Regions from separate parts of the Homo sapiens genome. Here regions 1 and 3 are each linked to region 2. A link is an interaction called in ENCODE POLR2A ChIA-PET data of the cell type or tissue named here. Cell type or tissue: MCF 10A. All regions are shown on one strand.

Region 1 (4,000 bases), 290 kb after region 2:
GCCAGGCTGGTCTCAAACTCCTGACGTCAGGTGATCCTCCCACCTTGGCCTCCCAAAGTGTTGGGATTACAGGCGTGAGCCACCGCGCCTGGCCAAACATTATAGTCTTTAATATTTACTGTTTCCAGTCTTCTTAACTTATGCCTAAATTCAGACCTGAATTTCCCTGTGCTATTATTTCTCTTCAGCTTGGAGAACTTCCTTGTTTCTATAGTACAGGCCTGGTGGTAATGAATTGCCTTAGTGTTCCTTTTGTAGAAAATTTCTTTATTTCACTTAGATTCTTGAAGAATATTTTTACCAGATATAGAATTTTTTAAAGATATTTTTCTATGGCTTTTTGGCCTTCATTGTTTTTCTGGTGAGAAATCCATGGAAATTCTAATTGATGTTCCCCTATATTTAATATATTGTTTTTCTCTGGCTAATTTCAATATTTTCTCTTTAGTTGTGGTTTTCATTAGTTTGATTATGATGTGTATAGGTGTTGATTTATTCATATTTTTAGAGTGGTTGTCTAAACTTCTTGAGTCAGTAAATTTATTTTTTTGTCAAGTTTGAGGAGTTTTCTCTCACTATTTCTTTAAATATTATTTTTCTGCCTTATTCTCTAAACTGTTCTTCTAGGACTCCAGTTGTCTATATGTCTGATGTTCTGAAATTGTCCCACATGTCCCAAATACTTTGTTCATTTTCTTTTGTTTTTTTTTTTTCTTATCTTCAGATTGGACGACTTCATTTCATCTATCCTGTAGTTTATTCTTTCCTCAGTCATCTCCAGTTTGTTATTAATCAGATCTGTTGAATTTTTATCACAGATATTTGTATTTTTCAGGTATAAAATTTCCATTTTTTTGTACTTCCTATTTCTCTCTTGAAATGTCCTGTTTTTTAAAATCAATATGAATATATTTTTTCCTCAGTGAGCATACTTATAATAGCTGTTTTGAAGTTTTTATTTGACATTTTCAACATCTAGATAACCTAGACGTTGGAAATATCAACATCTACATATAAACCTCAACAGATTGAGTCACGTTCAATTCTCTGTTCTTTCTATGTTGGGTAATTCTTGAGTACATTTTGGATATTGTGGCTGTTATGTTCTGAAGGCTGTAGATTTCATTACATTCTTCTGAAGAATATTGATGTTCAGGAAAAATAACTAGGTGGTACTAGGTTTAATAATTGGGTGACAGAATAATCTGTACAACAAAGCCCCATGACACAAGTTTACCTGTGTACTCCTAAACTTTTTCTCTTTTTTCTTTTTTAAGGTGAAGTCTTGCTCTGTCACCCAGGCTGGAGTGCAGTTGCGTGATCTCAGCTCACTGCAACCTCCGCCTTCTGGGTTCAAGCAGTTCTCCTGCCTCAGCCTTCCGAGTAACTGGGACTACAGGGGTTCACCACTACACCTGGCTAATTTTTTGTATTTTTAGTAGAGATAAGGTTTCACCATGTTGGTCAGGCTGGTCTTGAACTCCTGACATCAAGTAATCCATCCGCCTCAGCCTCCCAAAGTGCTGAGATTACAGGCATGAGCCACTGTGCCTGGCCCTGAGCTTAAAATAAAAGTTAAATTAAAAAAAAAATAATGTTGATGTTTTCATTTTTGCAATCAATAGCTTAGTTAGACTCAAATTGCAAACTGTCATTGCCTGTAGTAGGCAGTGGCATAGAACTCAATTCAGCTCTTTTAACCTGAGTTTTAAGCTGCTTTCAGATTGCCCCACACATACATGGTTCAGGAGTCAGCCAGAGACTTGGGCTGAGTTTAAACATAGAATCTGGGGTTGTCCTCTTCTGGCTGTCTTCTTTCTTGGGCATCTGCATCATTCTCTAGCACCTATGGTTTTTCCAGGCTCTTTCCCCCAGTTTCCTCCAGTCAGAAAGATGGCAAGAGTTTTTGCTGCCTGCCCTCCCCCAGTCCTTGTGCCAACACCACCACCATTGCAGCTGCCTCCAGGGAAAAACTGCAAAAACCAAATCACTTGCTCCAGGTGTTGACTCCTCTTCAAAATCTATTTTTGTTAAATCTCCAAAGCCTCAAATAGGTTTTCTTCCTAGAATTTATATCTGTTATTTGTAGCAGGATTGGTCTGTAAGGCACTCAGTCTTCTACATCATGGGTCAGCAGATTACAGCCCTTGGGTTAAATCCAGCCACCTGCTTGTTTTATTAATAAAGTTTTGTTGGAACTAAACCACACCTATTTTTCTGTGAGTGATTTCATGCTATAATGACAGAGTTGAGTAGTAGTTGTGACAAAGACCTTATACCTAGAAAGACTAAATAAAATACTATTTGGCCCTTTAGAGACAAATTTTGGTGAACTCTGCTCTGTATCAAGAGAACTCACCTAATATTTTGACCTCTGATCCAGTGATCTGATTCTCTTCCAGCTGCCCACAGGCACAATAACATCATGTTCTAGAACATCATCTGGAATTGCGTCACTGTAGAGCACTTCTGTCTCAGGAGAAGCATTATCTCTTCTTTTTATATGCTTATACCACTTACTTCATCTCCTATTGCATCATGAAATCTGAATCTCTCTTAGCATCCTCATTTCTTTTTCTCTACTGACTCATTCCATTCAACATACAGATAAACCCAGATTGAATATATATTTCTAAAAACTCTTACTTTGACATTTATATCCCCTCAAGCTACCTGTAGTTTTTCTGTTTTTCTGTGTAACTTCTCATTAGGGTTATCTACTCTTAATACTGACACTTCCTCACCACAAGTTCATACCAATCTTTACAATTCTGCATTTTCTTCCAATATGCATTTGAAATTTATTTATTTCAGCTGGTGACAGCTGAAACATCTATCCAAATTGCCTCTTCAGATTATCTTTCTTCATTTTTCTGTAAAATGCAAGATATTGACCATGGTCTGCTGGAAGCTTTCCTTCTGTGATTTCCATGTCATTTTTATCTTTTTATATTTTTTCTGTGTCTATCAAGCTCTTCCCATTGCTGGCTCCTCTTTTCCACCTATCTCTGAAATATGGCATTTCTCAAGATTTTTCTCTGGCCTTATCTTCTTTCCCTATTAGAAATTTTCATCTACTTTAGTTGTTCCAGATATTCTTTTTATGCTAATGACTCAAATCCAAAATATATACGAGCTTTAAAGTTATATACACTTTAAACTCTAGTTCTGCCTCTTACTAATTGTGACCTTAGGCAAATTGTGTGGCCAAGATCTTTAGGACTCAGTTTGGGTAAAATAATAATGCCTTATCTCATAAGCTTGCTTATCATATTGGCAACCAGGGCAGCCCTGGTTGCCCCCAGTGGTAAGCTGTTTACTAATATACCCCGTATTTACTTTTATCTAGTTCTACCCCAGTGGTAAGCTGTTTACTAATATACCAGTATTTTCTTTCTGTCTCACTTCCCTATTCCCTTACTTGTGCTCCTGAAATCGCTTTCCAAATAGATTATTTACACTCACATCAAAGTCAGCTTCTCGGAGTAGCCCATTCTAACACATGGACCCCAAACAGAACTTGGATCTTGAATTAAAGAACAGTCTTTTTGCAGACTTTCATATGGTTATTAACCACTTTTTTCAAGTTTTAGAATTTATGTTAAAGTTAGGGCATTTTATTATAGTAAGAGGAACATGTTACCAATTTATTAAAACCACACTACTACTGTTTGTTTTTTTTCACTGTTTTGTTTATAAATACTACTCTGCTGCCCAGAGTCCTGTGCCTGCCTGTCATGCTGTAAGCCTACACTGACAGTTTGAAAATCTTGGCTATGATTTAAAAATTTTTAGCTGATAATGATTTAAAGTATTTCCTTCTATTCTCAGAGAAAATGCATATTCTCCTGGCTTGAAGACCTTTAAGGCACAAATAAATTGATCTCCAATGGCAAATTCTCTGTCTGTCCTATGGGAAGGTGGTAGAATGATTTGCTCTGGAAAGGCCTTTCTTGTACTGTCAGATTTCGTCATGTTGGGTATAAGGCTGAGTCTGACC
Region 2 (4,000 bases):
AAGTTGTTATAGAATCTCTTTGTCCATAAGGAATATTAAAGAAAAGTTTAGCATTTGAAGTTATTCTATTTGGGAATGCTTTGGAGTGAAGCTAATCTTTACACCCAGGACCACAGATTGCAATTTCACTTACCATTATCCATGGCAGGATGTTTAATTTTACTCCTGCGACCCAAAGAATTTTTAGTGAATTTTTAAAAGTGGAATGTGGAAAGTATCTCCAGCTCATTGCAAATGTGGGAATTAGATAAATAATGCTCTAAATGACCATTTATTCTATGACTTGTTATTATAATGAGGAGACATGAAAAAAAGTTAACTAAACTGTGGGTTTAAAAGTTTAGAATATCTTTTGACTGTGGCTGTAATCAGAGTCATCACGGCAATTACATTTTAGCATGTCATGATTTCTTTGGTCCACAATTGTTTTTCTTTCCAAATGTGCTGTATATAAAGGTAAAATTGAGATTTTTTCTAATGGCTTATTCTGCAAGCTAAACTTGTTTTCTAAAAACCTAATCAGACATTTCTTTCTGTTTATATGGAAATAAAGAATCTTGAATTAGGAAAAGAACCTGGTTCTCTTGCTTATGATTTTGGAAACATAGCAAAAATTTTTAATATATAGATTTATGTTATAGGGATAACTGCCTTTTTATGGTGGGCGGTGGGGGGTGCGGGAAGAAGCCTCGGTTTTGTTAATAAGCAATACCAACCTGGCTTGGAACTACTACTAAGAATTAGATATGAAAAGGATCAAGCTGCTCTAACTTAAATTTCCAGATATGTAACATGTGCGATGGCCACTTACCTAGTGGAAAAATAATATGTTTACTTTCCTACAATTTTCTGAATGCATCCTACTTTGGAGATTTACATATGATGGAAATCTCTGTGTTTAGGAGCCTGGTGTGGGAAATCTGACCTGCCAGGATTCTCCAGCCTTGCCATCCTTCCTCCTAGCTGGTGGTTCCTTCTTTATGCCACACGCCTGATTCTTCTCCTCTAGTCTGTATCCTGTAGTGTGCCCCCATCAGGCCTCCTCTGGCAGAGCACAGATTAACAGGTTCAGCCTCACTTAAAAGCTCTTTAAAGATAAAATTAGCCAGGTTTATTTCCGCCCCCACCCCCAAAAAACTATTTTTAGTCAAAGGATCTTAAGGATGAAGAAGTTCTAGAAGAGGCCTGTAAGCAGAGGCTGCTTTCAGGTTGTGGTTCCTGGAGAACCCACAGCCCAGGGCCCAGAAGCCCTTTAAAGTATTTTATGACCACTGGAGGGCTCAGAAGGAATCCCTAAATGCCTTTAAAAGTCCCAGAACCCTCCCCATTTAGCCCATGCTTGTAACCATACTGCGCCATTCCCATAACAAGGGCATGAAGAAGCTTTTGGGTAGGCTTGGAAAAATGACAGGGATGGATGTGTCCCATCTCACTGTTCCAAGGAGAAGATTGGAGGACAGGCAGCTGAAGGGACAGATACCCTGTCCAGACACTTGACAACTCCTGGGCAGTGAGCCAAGCAGTGGGCCAAGCACTGGGCACAGCTCCAGAGGCCGGGCCTATGCCCAGGGCACTCAGTGATTTAAAGCTGGCAAAAGAGAACGCTCCTGTCGGCAGGAAACTGAATTGAACAGATTGGGAAAAAGCAAAAACAGGCTGCCCAGGACGCTGTCTCCCTGGACTCAGTTTTCAGTTGTCAGCGGCAACCTGGGGTAGAGCAGATTCTGCATTTCCTCCTGCCTAGGAGGCTGGTGGAGGTGGGACCGAGTCCAGGGAGTATGCAGCACGCGAGGACCCAGCACAGGGAGGCACAGAGGAGACGCCTGGCACATACCCCACCGGGGAGAAACCTTGGCGTGGCAAAGTCATCAATTCAGTATTTTCCAGGCTAGCTTTGCCTGGGCTCTGGAGTGCCCTCTCAAAGTGAGTGCTGGGATAAGAACAGGGTTTTTCCTGTGAGTCTTGATGCTTCATAATTTCTGTAAAATGTTAGCACTTCCTTGCCCAGGGATTTATCTCAAAAAGTATCTTAAGAGAGTAAGAGAAAGAACAAGATTTTCTCAGCCTTTTATTTCATTTCTACTTTTTAGTGCTTACCCTGATTTTATAAGAAAAAGAAAAATTGAAGGCTAGGAGAAATCCCCCCTCCTGTTGCTATAGCATACTCATGCTTTTGATGTGCTGAACCACTGCAGCTATTTCTCAAGGGTTAAACGTTGGAAAGTCAGTCCTACTTCCCTACTCCTAGAGGAAGGCAAAATAGTTAGTTTCAGAGAATTCTGGACCTGGGGGAACCTAGGCATTGGGTTAGAGCCAAGAGAACATGAAAGAGAATGAAGCTTTGGATTTGCAGAAATCCAAATGGGCTTCAGGTTAATAGTGGGGGATTTGAGCTGATGGCTCACATAATTAACAGGGGGAAAAAACCTCCAGATTTTTTTTCCCTTTCTCTTTAAGTAAGAAATGACAATGAAACTCAGTAGTCATCTCAGACCTCCTGAACCAGCATCTTGGGTGGGGTGGGAGTGTGCTCAAGAATCTGCAGTTTCAACGGTTTCCTAAGTGATTTTTATATATGCTGAATTTTGAGAGCTACAGCCACACAGCTTAAGAATAATGTCATCCTTCTATGGTCCCAAATCATGAAGGGAAATAAAGACTTCATCTGAAGTCATTTCTGTATTATTTTTGGAAGCTGTAATCATTTTATAGGACATTTACCTTTCTAGTTGCCTTCATGTAGGGCAGATTTTATATTGGTAATGCTTGGCAGCAAAGGGTTACTGAGTAATTTAGTCTGGCTCTTAATAATTATAACAGCAAAAAAAAAATTGTGCTCCTCAATTTTCTGAGTGCTCACATAGAGTATCCCCATTGTACAGATGCGGACATTTGGGCATAGAGAAGTCAGGCAACTTTTCCGAAGTCAAGGTGAATGGTACAGCCAGGTTTCCAACTAAAGCATGTGGGGGTTAGAGATTGTTACATAGGTAAAGCTCCTGACACATAATAGTCGCTCAGTGAATAGTTGGTCTTACTATTACTAGGCAATGGAGTACAGCAAATGGTGGCTCATCCACACAGAAATAACCAGGAATTGACTGGACTTTCCAATCAGCAGCATGGTTGCTTTTTTTTTTTTTTTTTTTGAGACAGAGTCTTGCTCTGTTGCCCAGGCTGGAGTGCAGTGGTGTAATCTCAGCTCACTGCAACCTCCACCTCCTGGGTTCAAGTGATTCTCCTGTCTTAGTGTCTCGAGTAGCTGGGACTACAGGCAGGTGCCACCACGCCCGGCTAATTTTTGTATTTTTAGTAGGGATGGAGTTTCGCCATGTTGGCCAGGCTGGTCTCAAACTCCTGACCTCAAGTGATCCACCCGCCTTGGCCTCCCAAAGTGCTGGGATTACAGGCGTGAGCCACCACGTCTGGCCTCCATGGTTGCATTTTGTTGGACTTGCCCACCTAATTCATCCTTACTTTGTATTCAGATGTCATTTTGTGGTCTCTATACAGTGCTCTGATTTGGGACCACAATGATTAGGTGCTGAGTAAACCACAAGGCTAGAAACCTATTACTGGGTTTATCTAGTGCCTATCTGGATGAAATTTTAAAATTGTGTCTAAATACCCAAGACAACTGGCTGAATTTTTCTTGACTAACGTACACAACATCTAAGGAAAATTTCTTTAAAAGGGTAAGTAGCGATGATGCTGCATGGCATCTCCAGAGCTTTGAAGTCAGTTTTAAGAAATTGATTTGGTTACATCATTGCTTTATGAAGGCCGTAAAGTCTGTCAGCGCCTCCTGGTTCATCTCTCTAGACAGACATTCCAACATGCCTCTCACATGTTGTTCCCTGTGCTCGGAATAGACCTTCTTTTCTCTCTTCCTGGAATGCTCCAATTCATTCTTCAAGGCCACATCTCAAATGTTACGTTCTGTGTGAGGTCCCCTCATCCCAATTCCCCAGAGAAAATTACTCTCCTCTGTGCTCCCACA
Region 3 (4,000 bases), 250 kb after region 2:
ATACTGGAATTTTCTCATCTTCTCTCTTGAAAATTAACTGTCAGTTTTTAGGTCATGCTAAAATACTTTTTTTTTTCAGTTTTAGATGAAATTTTGTGCAATTATAAGTTATTAATATAAAAAATTGATACAACTAATTTGTTTTTCTGAACACTATTCAAACAACTGATTTAACATCCGATTTTATAGGTAAATTAAGTAGTAATGTTAACTGACCAGATTCTGTACTGGTTTTGGTTGTCATATTGGGATTAGCTGAAGGCAAGAGAAAGAGCAGAGAGTTACAATAATTTAAAACTCAATAGTTTTTTCTTAAACACCATTATTTAATTAAATTATCTGTCCAGCAAGGATCTGATAAATAATACCTTTAGAGACCTACTGATTTAAGGGGGAGACAACTTAAGCTTTATTGTTAAACCTATATATGAGATTATATTGAATTGTCATATACAAGGTCTTTTGTTATTATTTTCCAGGGGAAAAACATCTAGAATATAAAGTTATATTCATTTAAATGTATTTTTGTTTCAAAGTGTCTAGTATTTGTTGATGTTATAGGTGTTTTGAAATAAATGTAACATAGTTGAATTGGTTTTGTGATCAGTTTATGCTGCATCCATCTAGAAATCACTGAGTTATTGTGGCGAACACCTAACAATGTCAGTGTTTGATGTTACCACACACTTGCACATAATGACGTCAACAAAGCGGGAGCCTGGTTAATGGCTTTCTTCTCTACAGAACTTGTTCAGTAATTTGCTGTACTGGTATTGGTTAATAGGGTAAATTGATTACTGTAAGGAATGCAAAAAGCATAGATTTTATTGGATACTACTGTTTCCTTTTTGCAATAAACCACATCGTAAATTTCCTGTGTTCATTCATCATTGGGTTTATATTATGTTAAATGAAAATGAATCACATTTTCTGAATATTTTTTTCCACACTTCAAAATGTCTTTTTAGATATTGTCTGCCAGCTAATTTACAGCTCTGAAACCTTGTTGTATCATTTGGAATAGAGCATTTGATAATTTAAAGTGGAATGAATCATTGTTTGATGAAGAATTGCTGTTAAATCTTTTGGGATGTAAGAATTTCTTTGCTGCAGTCATATATGTAACTGTATATTTCAGTGAGAATGCCCTCTGAACATTAGAGGACATATTCATGAATTGAAATTCCAAAAACAAATCTAATGATTTGACAGCTCTGCTCAAAAACAGAAGCTCAGCATTTTAGAGGTTGCCATTTACTGAATGAGTCAGAGGGAGTCTGGGAATACCCTTCTGTACTCTGACTCTTTTCTCCCCACTCCTTTGTGCCTGGCTGCCATTGTCCTATGGCACCCACCTAACAGAGTGGCACCCAGTCACCAGCCAGGCTTTGATTTTGTCAGTTGCAGAGGCTAACAGTCAAGAATCTCGGCACAAGAATGCCAATAGTAGCTTACTGCAGTGGCTAAACCCTTGTTCTTGTTCACATGGAGATTTCTTAAGGAAAAAATGATTTCCAAGCTATGCAGAATGGACTAAAAATACAATTTTGACTTTCAAATACCTGATTTCAATAACAATTTTTAGTGTCTAAAAATTAAGAATAGAATTAATTTTGTTATACATTGTTTGAAAGTAACTATAATCAAATCAAATATATTGACTATTTTTCCTATTTGGCTTCTTCTGACTAAACTGTTGCATTTAATATTACAAGACTTCATTTTTATGGATAATCAAGAATGTGCATGAAACCTTAATTTCCAGCATAGAGGGTAATTGCTCAGTAATCATTTACTTTCTTTAAAACATAACTGCATTTAACTAAGAAAGTAAGAAAAAGAGCTATTTTTAAAAATGGCATTGAAATGGTGTATAAGATCAAACAGCGTATGAAAAATATACCCACCTTGGTGTTATTTTACCATCTTTTACCTCAGTAACTTAAAGTGGACCTTTCTAGTTCACTTGTTTAGTCACGGGATCATAGCAGCTTGCTCATCTCTAGTGGTATGAAGCCGTATTTGAGAGGTTGGGCAATAGAGCCCTACAGTGTTATGTGATTTGCTCAGTAACAGAGGTAGCTCCAGCATGCACACCTCTGAACTGCATGAATCCACTGCCTTTTCCACTTGCCTGTGGTTTACCATTGTTCTTTGTTTCATTTACCAGGGTGAGATCTCATTTAACATGTTTTAGATTACAGAGGTTTTATAGTAGAGCTAAAAGCATATAAAACAAGAATTTATTAGAAAGGACACCAATCTTTAACAGCCTCTGCTGGTCTCAGGTTAATCTTACTATGGTATCATTTTCTTAACAATGGACTATCATAAGCTATATCATAGCTCTTATACACATTTATGCAAAACAATTAAACTATAGTGTATGAATAAACATTCCCTGACCCCCACCTGATTTTCCTACCCCCTTCTATGAGCAAGCAGATGGCCATTTTAAAGTAAGATAAGTGGAGAAAAATAGAGAAGTAATAAGGGGCAATTTGAGCAGTCAGTGTACTGTGGTATCCGTGGGACCCTTCTCCAACTTCATGTGATAGCATGCAGTATAGAAAAGGTTCTTTCAGCAAGTGTTTAGGAAAATATGTTCCAAAAGATCTGCATAACATTAGTGTAACCAAGTGTTCCTCTCTCTGGCTTCCTGTTTTGGAATTAAATGCCTTCAGGGTACTCAGAATAACTCTGTTTAGGAACACAAGAAGAATTTAACCTCTTATGTTCCTAATCAATTTTAAAAATATATATATAGATTAAATAGAAAGCAAAAAGATCTTATTCTACTTTGCTTCTCAACAGTTTCAGCTAAAAATTAAAACTGTTTATACATAAAGTCGGTGGTTTAGTTAGAAAACAAAGGTATAAACAAGAATTCTGACAGGATTATTATCAGCAAAATTTTAAGATCAGTTTTGTCCCTGTAAACAAATTTCATAGACAAACCTTTTTACATGTAGGATTATTTCCAAAAGAACTCAGTGGAAAGTTTCTACTCTGGGTGTTTGCAGGAGATAAAGGGAGCAGCTAAGCTGAATTGATGTTTACTTCTTTGTGGTGTTATTGTTCAACATTCTTAAGTTGCTTCTGCAAAGCCAGCAGAGGGAGCACCAAACAATATTTTTGTTTACCTTAAAGCTTACAATGTATTTTAAAAATATTTTCTTTCACTTGCATTAAAAAATGTCTACAATGAATAATTTGTTGATTTTACATTTTTACTGTATAGTTTTAACTTCTCTGAAATTAAAAGACTTGAGGGGCTTTATTATGCAATTTAATTCTATAAACATTCAGTAAATGCTTACTGTTTATAAGACTTGATGCGTGATGGAGAGTCAAAGGTGAATACTCCACAGTCTCTATTCTTCAATAATTTATAATTTAGTTGGAGAGAAAGAAATGTAAATATCCTCTGTTTACAATGCAGAAGGATAATAAAGGTAGAATATGGGCTAATTCTTAATAAAAAACAAATAGGGATATTATGGAGAAGGTGACATTTGAATTGGACTTTGAATAAGAGGTTTCCAAAAATGGAAATTCTAGACTGAATGGAGCAGCATGAATGCAGGGTATACTTAGAGCAAGACAATTCTAGGCCTGAGGCTAGATAGAACCTGGTTGATAGAGGGGTTATGTACTGGGAGGTGAGGTCAGAATGCTAAGGTAGAGTTAGATAATGGAGCACCTTGAAATCCGTGCTAAGTGCTTTTGAGTTTATTCTGTTGTCAGAGGAGAGCAAACTGCACACCATTTCGAGGAAACAAATAATGTTTTGATTAAATAATACTTGTTTCAGTGTGAAAGCTTGCCTGGAGAACTGAGAGATTAAAGATTAGACATTTTTATACTAGGTAAGGTCAGACATTATATCATCGTGGATAATAATAAGAGTAATGGTTGTAGTAATACCTTTCATTTGTATTTGCGAGTATACATATATATACACATGCATACATATTTGTGTATCTACAGAGAACCCTAG

Evidence for each region. Peaks named below come from ENCODE experiments on the same cell type or tissue, not always from the same donor. Only the 100,000 strongest peaks of a DNase experiment are listed, where the experiment ranks them.
Region 1: POLR2A ChIA-PET joins it to region 2 with 9 read pairs; 3 of 35 experiments call an interaction of 5 or more read pairs at or near these places.
Region 3: POLR2A ChIA-PET joins it to region 2 with 40 read pairs; 1 of 35 experiments calls an interaction of 5 or more read pairs at or near these places.

Annotation. Positions count from the first base shown.
Region 1 is chr5:82,145,913-82,149,912 of GRCh38, forward strand. All of the region lies in intron 3 of ATG10 (autophagy related 10), which reads left to right. Among named protein-coding and RNA genes, the nearest start is that of RPS23, 130 kb to the right of the region's middle. In MCF 10A, no CTCF peak of the experiment used is centred here; a DNase peak (open chromatin) is centred at 2,459.
Region 2 is chr5:81,856,013-81,860,012 of GRCh38, forward strand. The region is part of intron 2 of LOC124901018 (a long non-coding RNA gene); the gene reads left to right. Among named protein-coding and RNA genes, the nearest start is that of SSBP2, 110 kb to the left of the region's middle. RefSeq lists an enhancer at 1,071-1,120. In MCF 10A, CTCF peaks have their summits at 820 and 1,039; a DNase peak (open chromatin) is centred at 1,539.
Region 3 is chr5:82,104,368-82,108,367 of GRCh38, forward strand. The region is part of intron 3 of ATG10 (autophagy related 10); the gene reads left to right. Among named protein-coding and RNA genes, the nearest start is that of ATG10, 130 kb to the left of the region's middle. In MCF 10A, a CTCF peak has its summit at 3,138 (motif pointing right); a DNase peak (open chromatin) is centred at 2,024.